2 separate regions of the Mus musculus genome follow, and region 2 is linked to region 1. Evidence: chromatin loops called from intact Hi-C (ENCODE). Cell type or tissue: left cerebral cortex. All regions are shown on one strand.

Region 1 (5,000 bases):
TTTTTGAGACAGGGTTTCTCTGTGTAACCCTGGCTGTCCTGAAACTCACTCTGTAGACCAGGCTGGCCTCAAACTCAGAAATCCGCCTGCCTCTGCCTCCCAAGTGCTGAGATTAAAGGCGTGTGCCATCACGCCCGGCTGGCCTTGCCTTTTTAAGCTATGTCACCAAGTGACCCCAAATGTATAGTGATAGACTGGATGAATTGTGGTCACCACTGGGAGATAGATGCAGTTATTTCACAGACTCCATGTTTTACAGAGTTGGTGCATACTAGCCACTCCCCTGCTCATATTCAGATATTAAATTTATTCAGGTGTAGTGATGCCAAAAGATCAGAAGTCAGTTACCAATGAGTAGATAATTTGTAGCCAGGCACAGTAGCACACCCCTACAATCTCAGGAAAACTATGAGTTTGGAGCCAGCCTAGGCTACATAACCAGTTACAAGGCCAGCTTTTGGCCGTGAGAAACCCTAATCTCAAAAGACCAAGAAGAAAAAGGAACAACTCAGTCAGAGCTGGCCACATAATTGTGGGGGCTACAGTTGATCTCCAGAACCCACATTTTAAAAAGGCCAGAGAAGCAAACATGGGTCCTCTGAAAGCGCAGCCAGTTGTTTCTAACCACCAAGCCACATTCCCAGCCGCTGGAATGGTATCTTTATCATCCTTATCAACACATCAGGTATATCCATCATCCTTGAAAATTCCATGTTTTCCTCCCTGGCCACCCCACCCCACCCCTCTAAGAGAATCACTGTTTTATAGTTTATCTTTGGGTTTCATTTGCCTCATTGGGAACGTCACGCACATGGGTCCTACAATGTCTGTGCCTCCCTTCCAGGCTACTTTGGCTCTGCAGAACTATCCTGAGCCCCAGCCAAGTGGCTGTGCTTCAGATGTGCGCTCATTTTTGTGTAGCCAAAGACTCTCAAACCATACGGATTGACCCCAGTTTGTTTATTCCTTTCTGAGGTTGATGGGCACGTGGACTGGTTCCAGCTGGGAGCCTGTCTGAATAAAGCCGCCTCAGACATGTATGTGCATGTCTTATGGTGGGTGTATTAACCTTGTTTCTGAGTCAATAGCTAAGACCTCTGGCTTGGGTAGCTTGGGTGACCCAAGGTCACAAGAACGGCACTTGAGTGTCAGAAGTCCTTAAGTGACCCACTCCCCACTAAGTCCCTCCAGCCCCCAATCCTGTTATTCCAGTACAGCTCAAAGGTAGCATTTGATATTGTTATATTTGTTCAAACTATGAGAACATACACACAACAAAATTCACGACTGCGAATAATATGGCACATGCCTTTAATTCCAACGCTTGGGATGGAGAAACTGGAGGATTGCTGGTTTGAAGCCAACCTGTGTTACATAGTGAAAATGTGTCAACCTGTGTCATAGTGAAATAAGTTAAAGAGCCCAGAGAAGTGGCTCAGTGGTTACGAGTACTCACAACCATGGGTAACTCCAGCCCCAGGAGATCAAAAGCCTCTTCTGGCTTCCAGAGGCACCAGGCATATATGGATATACACAAACTTGCAAGCAAAACATGCTTATGGGTTAAATAAATAAACCTAAACAATATTGAAAAGCAAAAGGAAGTTTAAACCCCACAGCGGGGTGTCCTGTCTTGGTTCACAGCTGGGATTCCTCCAAGGAGTTGTCACCATTGTCATCTTTTCCATCTTCTCAAACTGAAAGTCTCCCTTCCTCACCCCTGGCACCACCAGCAGCCACCACCACCACCATGCCTCCAGCAGTCACCCCTCTCCTGCCCCCATACCTCCAGCAGCCAACCCCACACACACACCCCAGCGCCCTCAGCAGCCACCACCTGGCTCATCATCTCAGTGAACTCCGTGGCTCTGGGTCCCTCCTATACAGTGGACTCCTCTGGGATTTTCATTTTGTATTTTGTATCTCTCTTACTTAACTTAACATAGTGTAGAAATCCCCAGGCTCAGAAGTCAGGATTCTTTTCCCTTTTTAGACTCAAAAGATATCCCATAACCTTTCTACACTCTAATGTGCTGTTTTAATGGAGAAATATTTCATATTGAGGAGGAAATTATTCTTTTTAATTCTATAATTACGCAGTCATAAATTCTCTCTGACCCACCAGGACGTCTTTGACTGTATTCATCCACAATATTATAGGCCTGAGAGTATGAAATCCAGAGGAGTGGGCACAGTGTCGATGTCACTGGATTTCTAGGATGGAATATGAGAGGGTGGGGTCTCAAGAGATGGCTCAGCAGATCCGAGCCTTGGCTGCTCTTCTGAATGGACCTGTATTCAGTTCCCAACCCTCATGTAAGGCAACTCACAACCGCTTGTAACTCCCGGTCTGGGAGATCCAATGCCCTCTCCTAACCTCCTTGGGTACCCACACATGGATGACATATTCAAACACACACACACACACACACACACACACACACACACACACACACACACACCACAGAGAGACACAGAGAGAAATACAAAATAAAGAAACTTAAAAGTCATAATAAAAATGTATGGTGTAAGAATGTCAGATAACACCATCATCTCCCGCCCCTCTCATCCCCCCATGCCCTGAGAACTAATTTTCTGGTTAATTCCTCAGAAACATCGCTCCCCCCTCCCCGTTTCTACCCCTGCCCCTGAGTTGTCGGTCCTGGAGTCTGGGAATCAGATCTCTCTGTTTGTATTTCCCTTGGCTGTTTGAGAGCCCTATCTGTCATTTCTGATACACTGTGAATTTCCTATCAGGTATGAGAAGCACCTTCAGAATGCATGATGGGCTGGGAAATGTGAACTGAAAGCCATTTAGAGGGGACCCAGGGACCTTCCCAGGGGCTGAGAAGTGCTGCTTGCCTTGCTCAGAGGTGGGGGTAGCCCTGAGAGAAGCAGGCAGAGTTAATTGCCTGGGTGTCAAACCGCCCCAGAAGTGTAAGGAAAAGAGAGTGGCCATAATTAAACCTCACTTGTTGGGATTTGACAGACTTAGCTCATCTCACAGAAGATGGGCAGGTCAGAGACTCAGCTTATATTAATAAGATGCGCTCTGGGAAGCACGGAGGAAAGTATTCCAACCTTTCTCCACATGGAGGCGCTACTCAACCCTCTATCTCAACTCATGTGCCATTAGGCTTTCTTGGGCCTTCCAAGTAGCATTCATAGCAAAGCCTTTGCCATTTCTTGCTCACATTAACTGTATTGCCTGTTGGCTGTTTTGAAACATAGATTACACTCAGTAAATATTTGTCAAATACTTGCATGAACAACGAATGCCACCTGTTTGCTACCTGTTTGTTAATGTCACCAAGCTCCTTTATAGCACACAGTGTTTCCTCCTCAGCTGCTGGCATACCCACTGGCCCCAGGGACGTTGGAAAAGGTTTCCAAGCTTAGAAAGCTAGCCTGCCCCCTCTGTCAATCACAGCTGGGTGGAATTGGCTCTTCCCTGCCCAATAAAATCTCAGGATCACCGAGGCAGTTTTTGTTCCCTAAAAAATTCTTTGGGTTCCCAGCACAAAGTAGGAACTCAATAAAATATAAAGGCTAGCCAAAGATGGCAGGCTGGAGAGCTGGCTCAGTCAGTAAAGTGCTTTCCATGCAAGCATTAGGACCTGAGGTCAATCCCCCAGGACTCATGTAAGGCAAACAAACAAACAAAAGCAAAACTAAAAGGGCCCCAAAGATTAAGTTTGTTATGTTCTTGTAACCCGAGTGCAAATTCTAAGGGGTCTAACACCTTCTGGCCTCATGTGGTAAACATACAAACATTTAGACACACACATACACACACACACACACACACACACACACACACAGACACACACACATACACACACACACACACACACACACACACACCTTTTGAAAACACCCAACATTGACCTCTGGACACCATACATGCTCTCACACACACAAACTGAAGATTGGTATCCAAGCAACAGTTCCTCCTTCATCACCCACTTGGGTATATGACAATAGTTGAACAACAGTGCCAGTGTTCTGCTTAGTTCTGGAATAGAATTCCCAAGCCTGTGTTGATGCTTGCCTAAGCAGGTATATTACTCCAGGAACAAGCTGGGCCCTAGCCCTGGACTAGACTCCTGTGAGTTTATATTTGAGTCTTTGCAATCCCCCACTGATGTACTTAGATTTCTTGTTAAGTCTTTTAAGGGCCAGCCTCAGGGTGATGGTAGCACAGGCTTGCCCCTTAGAGTCAGTGTGGGAAAGTTGGTTGGTTGACTTCATGGGTGGACAGATTGGATGTGACCTTAGCTCTGCCCCCTCCCGGCTCTTTCCTTGGGTGCATTCTGTTCTAGTCCTCAACACCCACTTTCCCATCTACACAATAGAATCTCCTAGAAAGTGATGCTAGGATTCATTGTTTATTAGTTAGTTTTGTGATATTGAGCTATTTTGAGATGAACCAACTTGTACAGAGGAAAGGTACTGTAGGTGCCGCCACCACCACCATCACCCCCAAGTAGGACCATAGCCTGGAAAACATGCTTTCAACACGTAGGCCATTAGAGAACATTCCAGATCTACCCAGTTTGCAAATTACCACACCCTGAGTGACCTCAAGTCATGTAGAGTCTTTCTCCTACAGTTCTGCTGAGGTGGGATTCGAGGGTATGTGCATGTGTGTGTGCATGTAGGGTGTGTGTGTGTGTGTGTGTGTGTGTGTGTGTGTGTGTGTGTGTTCTTTTATTTGAGACTAGGTCTCAAGCATCTTATGATATAGCCAAGAATGACCTTGACCTCCTGAATGCCATCCCTCTACTTCCCAAGTGCTGAGATTTCCAGCATTCGCCACCACACCCTGTCCATATAATACTGGCAGACTCAAACCAGGGCTTCAAGCATGCTAAGCAGTCTCTACCAACTGAGTCCGCGCCCCCACCCATTCACTGGCATTTCTAAAAGGAATCTTTGTTGGGAGGGAATCTTTACTAATTCCTTGGCACCACACTGAGAGCGGGGGATCTTTGACAATA
Region 2 (5,000 bases), 55 kb before region 1:
GGATGGTGGGGCTCTGAACTCCGATGCTCGTGCTTTTATAGGGAGTACGTTTGATTAACTGGACCCTCTCCCCTGCCCCCCACTGGCAAGGTACAGAAAGTGTCTTCCTTTGGTGCCAGAGATGGAGAAGCAGTCCTTGTCTGCTGCAGTTATTAAAAGGGGGAGATGGGAAGGATCAGACTCCATGTTTATAAATCTTCATAGCTACACACAGATTGTATTTCCTTCTCTGATCACTACAATAGATAGCTGCCCGGGTCCTGGCATCTCCTCTTTACAAAACACTGAAAACTCTTTGGAAAAGTTTGCATTACCTTAGGAGTGGTGTGTACAGGGACTCCAAGGAGATGCTAGACACTGTTGCTCTGCAAAATAACTTTTGTCTTTTGACACTGGCTTTCCCGTTCGCTCTGCTCCTATCTTATTTGCTTTGAAAGAGGGGATTTCCAAATGGCAGAGAGGGTGGAACCCAGGCGTGTGTCGACATCTCCAAGGCCCCTCACTCTACCTCCGCAGTGGGATGAAGGACCATGCCTTTGTCTAACCCAAAAGGCGGGGCTTTACGGCTCCTCCTAAAAATTACTGTGTGGAATCACCAAGAGATTAGTTACACATGAGGATGGGGTGGTAGAAATTAGTTATTGATTGGCTATCATTTACTATCTTTCCACTGTCTTTAAAGATGCCTCGGGAGGGTCCCTGGAGTTGAGATTCTGATTCATTTCATAATACTGTGTTTGTTTCCTGAATGTTTGTGGCTTTCCAGAACTAGTTTGATGTCAGCCAGAAGTCCTAGTTGGCCTGGTTTTCACACCATGAGGACTAACTGCATATCATCTTGGTGTGAGGTGGACCTGCATCTCCACACTCTTCCCCTAACTCCTCAATCCCAATGGCACCTTTTAGAGATCTTATAGGCCCTAATTTGTGACTTCCTGGCTGCCAGGGAGTATGTAGCACATGGGCTTGGCAGGTGGGAATTGCTCACTGGAAGTCTGCCTGCCCACCCTGTAAGCCACATGGAGCACAGAAGGTCAAACTCAGGGCCTTGGAAACATTCACTGGGTATTTTATGTATTCGTCTGGTAGTCACTCCCGTGTAATACAGGATGATAGGGATGTCCCTGTCCTTTGTCCTTTTCATCCCCATCGTATGGCTGACCTTAAGAGATGACTTCTTATGCTAAGTCTGGTTAGCAGCCCATGTCAGGGGACTTACTTATTGTGTGGCTAATTTTGATTGTCAATTTGCTTTATCTGGGGAGAAGGAGCCTCATTTGGGGAATTTCCTCCATGGAATTGGTCTGTGGGCATGTCTGGGGGGCGGGGCATTTGCTTAATTGAGAATTGACCTAGGGGAGGCCAGCCTACCATGGGCGGTACCAACCCTATGCTACATAATAAAGATAGTTGAGCATGAGCCCAGAAGCAAACCAGTTAGCAGCGTTACTCCCTGATCTCTGCATCAGTTCCTGCCTCTAGGTCCCTGCCTTGTTCTTCTGCCCTGGCTTCCCTTGCTATAAACTGTAATCCATAAGCCAAACAAACTCTTCCCTCTCTCAGTTGCTTTTGGTCAGTGTTTTATCAGAGCAACAGAGAAGAGAGCAAGGGCATTTACTTGAATTCCATATCTTTAAGACCAAACCATTGAAAGGTTCCTAGCAGTAGATTCTCCCCCAACTCTGTGTGTGTATGTGTGTGTGCCTGTGAATGCATATTGCATGCATATGCATATGTATGTACCACCGTATTTTCAACTTTAAAGCTCTCTAATCATAAAAGACTCAGAATTAAGCTATGCCTAGTATGATTTCAGCAATGAATTATACTTGTTGGGAAGTTCTAACAACCCACGTGGATTAGAAGGACACATACATTGGCTGTGGTCAGAGTTCAAAGGGCCCAAATCCATCACCTCTTTCCATTCTTGTGGTTGCAAGAGCCTAGTCTCATGGCAAGCCTTGTGTGCTCCACACTGGTCTACTTGAACTATGGTCCTTGGCTCCACATGCACACCCATGCTTGCATGTACATGCACACTCCACATAGATCAGACAAGCCGGGAACTCATTCTGTCTGGTAGGTCCAGGGAGCCGGGTGTTAAGTGATCTTTCAAATACGAATTAGCCCATATTGTTTGGGTTGGATATCAGGGCAGCTGACATCTGGGATATGACACAGGTGCCACCAATACATCTCAGCATGTTGATGCCCCATAGTGCAGGTTAGCAGGTTCAGGTAGAATCCCCTAAGAAGAGACAGCATCCCTAAAGCTACAGGGTGGCCATCCGCAGCGGCAGAGTACATCCCCACAGATCCAAACTATCATCCCTGTACTCCCTAGCTGGGACCACCTCTCTAACACAGAAGCTGCCGGAAGACCCGGACTCAGAATGCTGCTTCTACCCTGTGAGGCTGCACGAGACCTAAATGATCTTGCTCATTTGATGAACCTCAGCTCTGAGCGGTGGCATGCAGGCTGTGCTCTGCAGGTCTTCCTGCTTCCCCCTCAGAATCCTCAGCCCCCGCAGACATGAAAGAAGCTGGATGGAGTCTGAGTTGAGTTTGGCAACAGCAACTGTTCAAGCAGGTGGCTTCTGTGTAAAAGGAAATCATTGGTTCTAAATTTATTCTGGTGGCTTTGTTGAGGTGGTGCTAGACCACTGGGTCGGGCTCCTGAAAAGCCCTTGACCCCTTATCCCTCTGATCAATGAGGACCTTCACCCTGGAGTTTGTAACAGGCTTCTAGACCATACTGTCAGGCTGGAGGACAGAGATTAGTTGCCAAGGGGATTTTCCACTCACTCTCTAGTCCCTGTCCCCTTCTATCTCACCACAAGCTTAGGGACCCATGAAGAGAGGACAAGGCCTTCCTCTCTCAATATTGCCTCAGCTGTACCAAATGTTCGAAGCACATGAGTCGTTTGTTATGAGCCATGTGGCCTCTGGAAGGAAGTCAGCCCAGGGCTCAGATGTTCCATTCACCTTCTGACATGTCATTGTGGCTTTCTGAGCACACCTCTGAGGTATGTGACAAAGCTCCTCGGTGTTCCAGGACCTCCTTAAAGTATGTGCTCTCTCCTTCTTGAATATTTTACTGTGGTTGCGCATGAGAACTCAGCTCAATGCCTTTGCCACAGTTTGAAGGAAATAGTAATAGCATGTATACTACATGAATCCCAGGCCCAGCATGGGGGCAGCATATACACCTAGTTTTGAGTAAAGGAGACCATGTCTCAAAGAGGTAAAGACCCTTGTCTGTAGTGACATGATAATGACCAAGATGGTGACAATATCAGGTACTATGTGTTAATGAATCTTATGGCCACCACAGGTCCTTGTAGTGACCTAAAAAACAGGTGCCTCGATAGTATCCATTTCACATACAGGGAAAACGGAGGCATAGAGATGGCATGGTACTTGCCAAAGAACATACAGTCGTTACAGGGCCAAGATCTGGCTCCAGTGTCTCTGCCCTCAGTCAGACAACACTTGGGTGCCTAGGTCAGTCTGCTACCACAAACCAGGCCAGCATCAAGCCAACAGGCCCTCTTGCTATTCAGGCCTGTGTGTCCTCCCTAGATGCCACCTTAGCAGGAAGCATCCTTAGCCTGGCTCCATTGAGAGACCCTGGAGCTCTCAGCTGGTGCTACCTAAGGCTGGGGCCTCTCCCTGAGGAAGAGAAGCTGCTTGTGAGCTTAACATCTCCAGGATCAGCAATGGAGAGAAAGCTTAGGGACTTGGATTTGGGGCTTCTGAGTCCTTAGACCGTGTGTGCTTTCTGTATCTTGGGAAGGAATGTTCTAAGCAAATCTGGAATGTGGGGTACTCTTACTCTCCCTCCAACCAGAATTTCCTTTCCCCCTGCCTCTCCCTTTATAGCCTCAGAAATTTCCCATAGCCCCCAAACATGCTCAGCACTGGACCAATCAACTTCTCATAGACCATTGCCCCGGGGTCCACATCCACAGAGCTGTCATCTGGTCATGACAACGCCTTGTCACTGAGCCTTTCTGTGCATTGTAGGGTTAGCTCTATCCTCTCCACACTCCAGCTGTGATAACCAAAAATGTTGCCACATGTCTCTTTGGTCAAAATTATCCCCAGATGTGACCTCAGGTGAGGGTCATCTTAGATTGACTGAGTCTAGGATGGACAGCCGTCTTGTCTGTTTCCTCCTGCTTCCTAGAACTCTGCCTGACACATAGAAGAGCTCAGTAAATATATGTTGAGTGAATGGGTGGGTGGATGGAAGGATGATGAGTAAGAAGATAGATGGACAAGCAGGTTATGGATGGATGGATGGATGGAATGGATGGATGGATGGATGGATGGATGGATGGATGGATGGGTGGATGGATAGGTAGAAGGATAGATTAATGGATTGACAGGCAAATGGCTAGATGGGTGGGTAGACGGATGGCTTAGGTGGATGGGTGAATGAATATATGGACAGATGGACAGACAGTATTGATCTGCAGATGTGTGGGATTGATCTACTTGTTACATGAAACATCCTGAGACTCGTTGGTTAATGGTGGGTTCTTTTTAACTGAGTGCTGCTATATCACAGTGGAAGCCCTGTTCTGAGCCCTTTATCTGTAAGTCTCCATTCATCCTTTAAAGCACCTTGTGAAGAAGACTCAGTCAGTAAAGTGCTTGCTGTGTAGGCATAAGAACCTACAAACCATGCAGAAAAGTAGGCGTAGTCGCCAACACCTGAGACTCGGCACTGCATGAAGTGGAGACAGGAGGCTCCCTGGGGATGCTGGACCACAAGCCTAGCGGAATCAATGAGCTTTGAATCAGTGAGAGACCCTGTCTCAACAACAAACAAAACGAGTAAGGTGGAGGGGAGAGCAATTGAGGAAGACACCTAACGTGGACCTCTGGACTCCATCTACATGCATGCACACACACAAACATACTCACACACACACATATACCTCACAGCACACACACAGACACTCACAGCACATACACATATTCTCATACCACAC

What was found. Hi-C counts contacts between places; a loop is a spot of excess contacts. Peaks named below come from ENCODE experiments on the same cell type or tissue, not always from the same donor. Only the 100,000 strongest peaks of a DNase experiment are listed, where the experiment ranks them.
Region 2: it touches region 1 in a loop (2.2-fold over the local background); 2 of 42 quality-filtered maps call a loop at or near these places.

The regions. Positions count from the first base shown.
Region 1 is chr4:142,413,158-142,418,157 of GRCm38, reverse strand. It overlaps Gm42339 (a long non-coding RNA gene), which reads left to right. Exons shown (of 2, transcript XR_003955298.1): 1 at 1-4,108. Among named protein-coding and RNA genes, the nearest start is that of Gm42339, 38 kb to the left of the region's middle. In left cerebral cortex, a CTCF peak has its summit at 3,086; no DNase peak of the experiment used is centred here.
Region 2 is chr4:142,468,507-142,473,506 of GRCm38, reverse strand. No RefSeq gene overlaps it. Among named protein-coding and RNA genes, the nearest start is that of Gm42339, 17 kb to the right of the region's middle. In left cerebral cortex, no CTCF peak of the experiment used is centred here; DNase peaks (open chromatin) are centred at 2,092 and 2,525.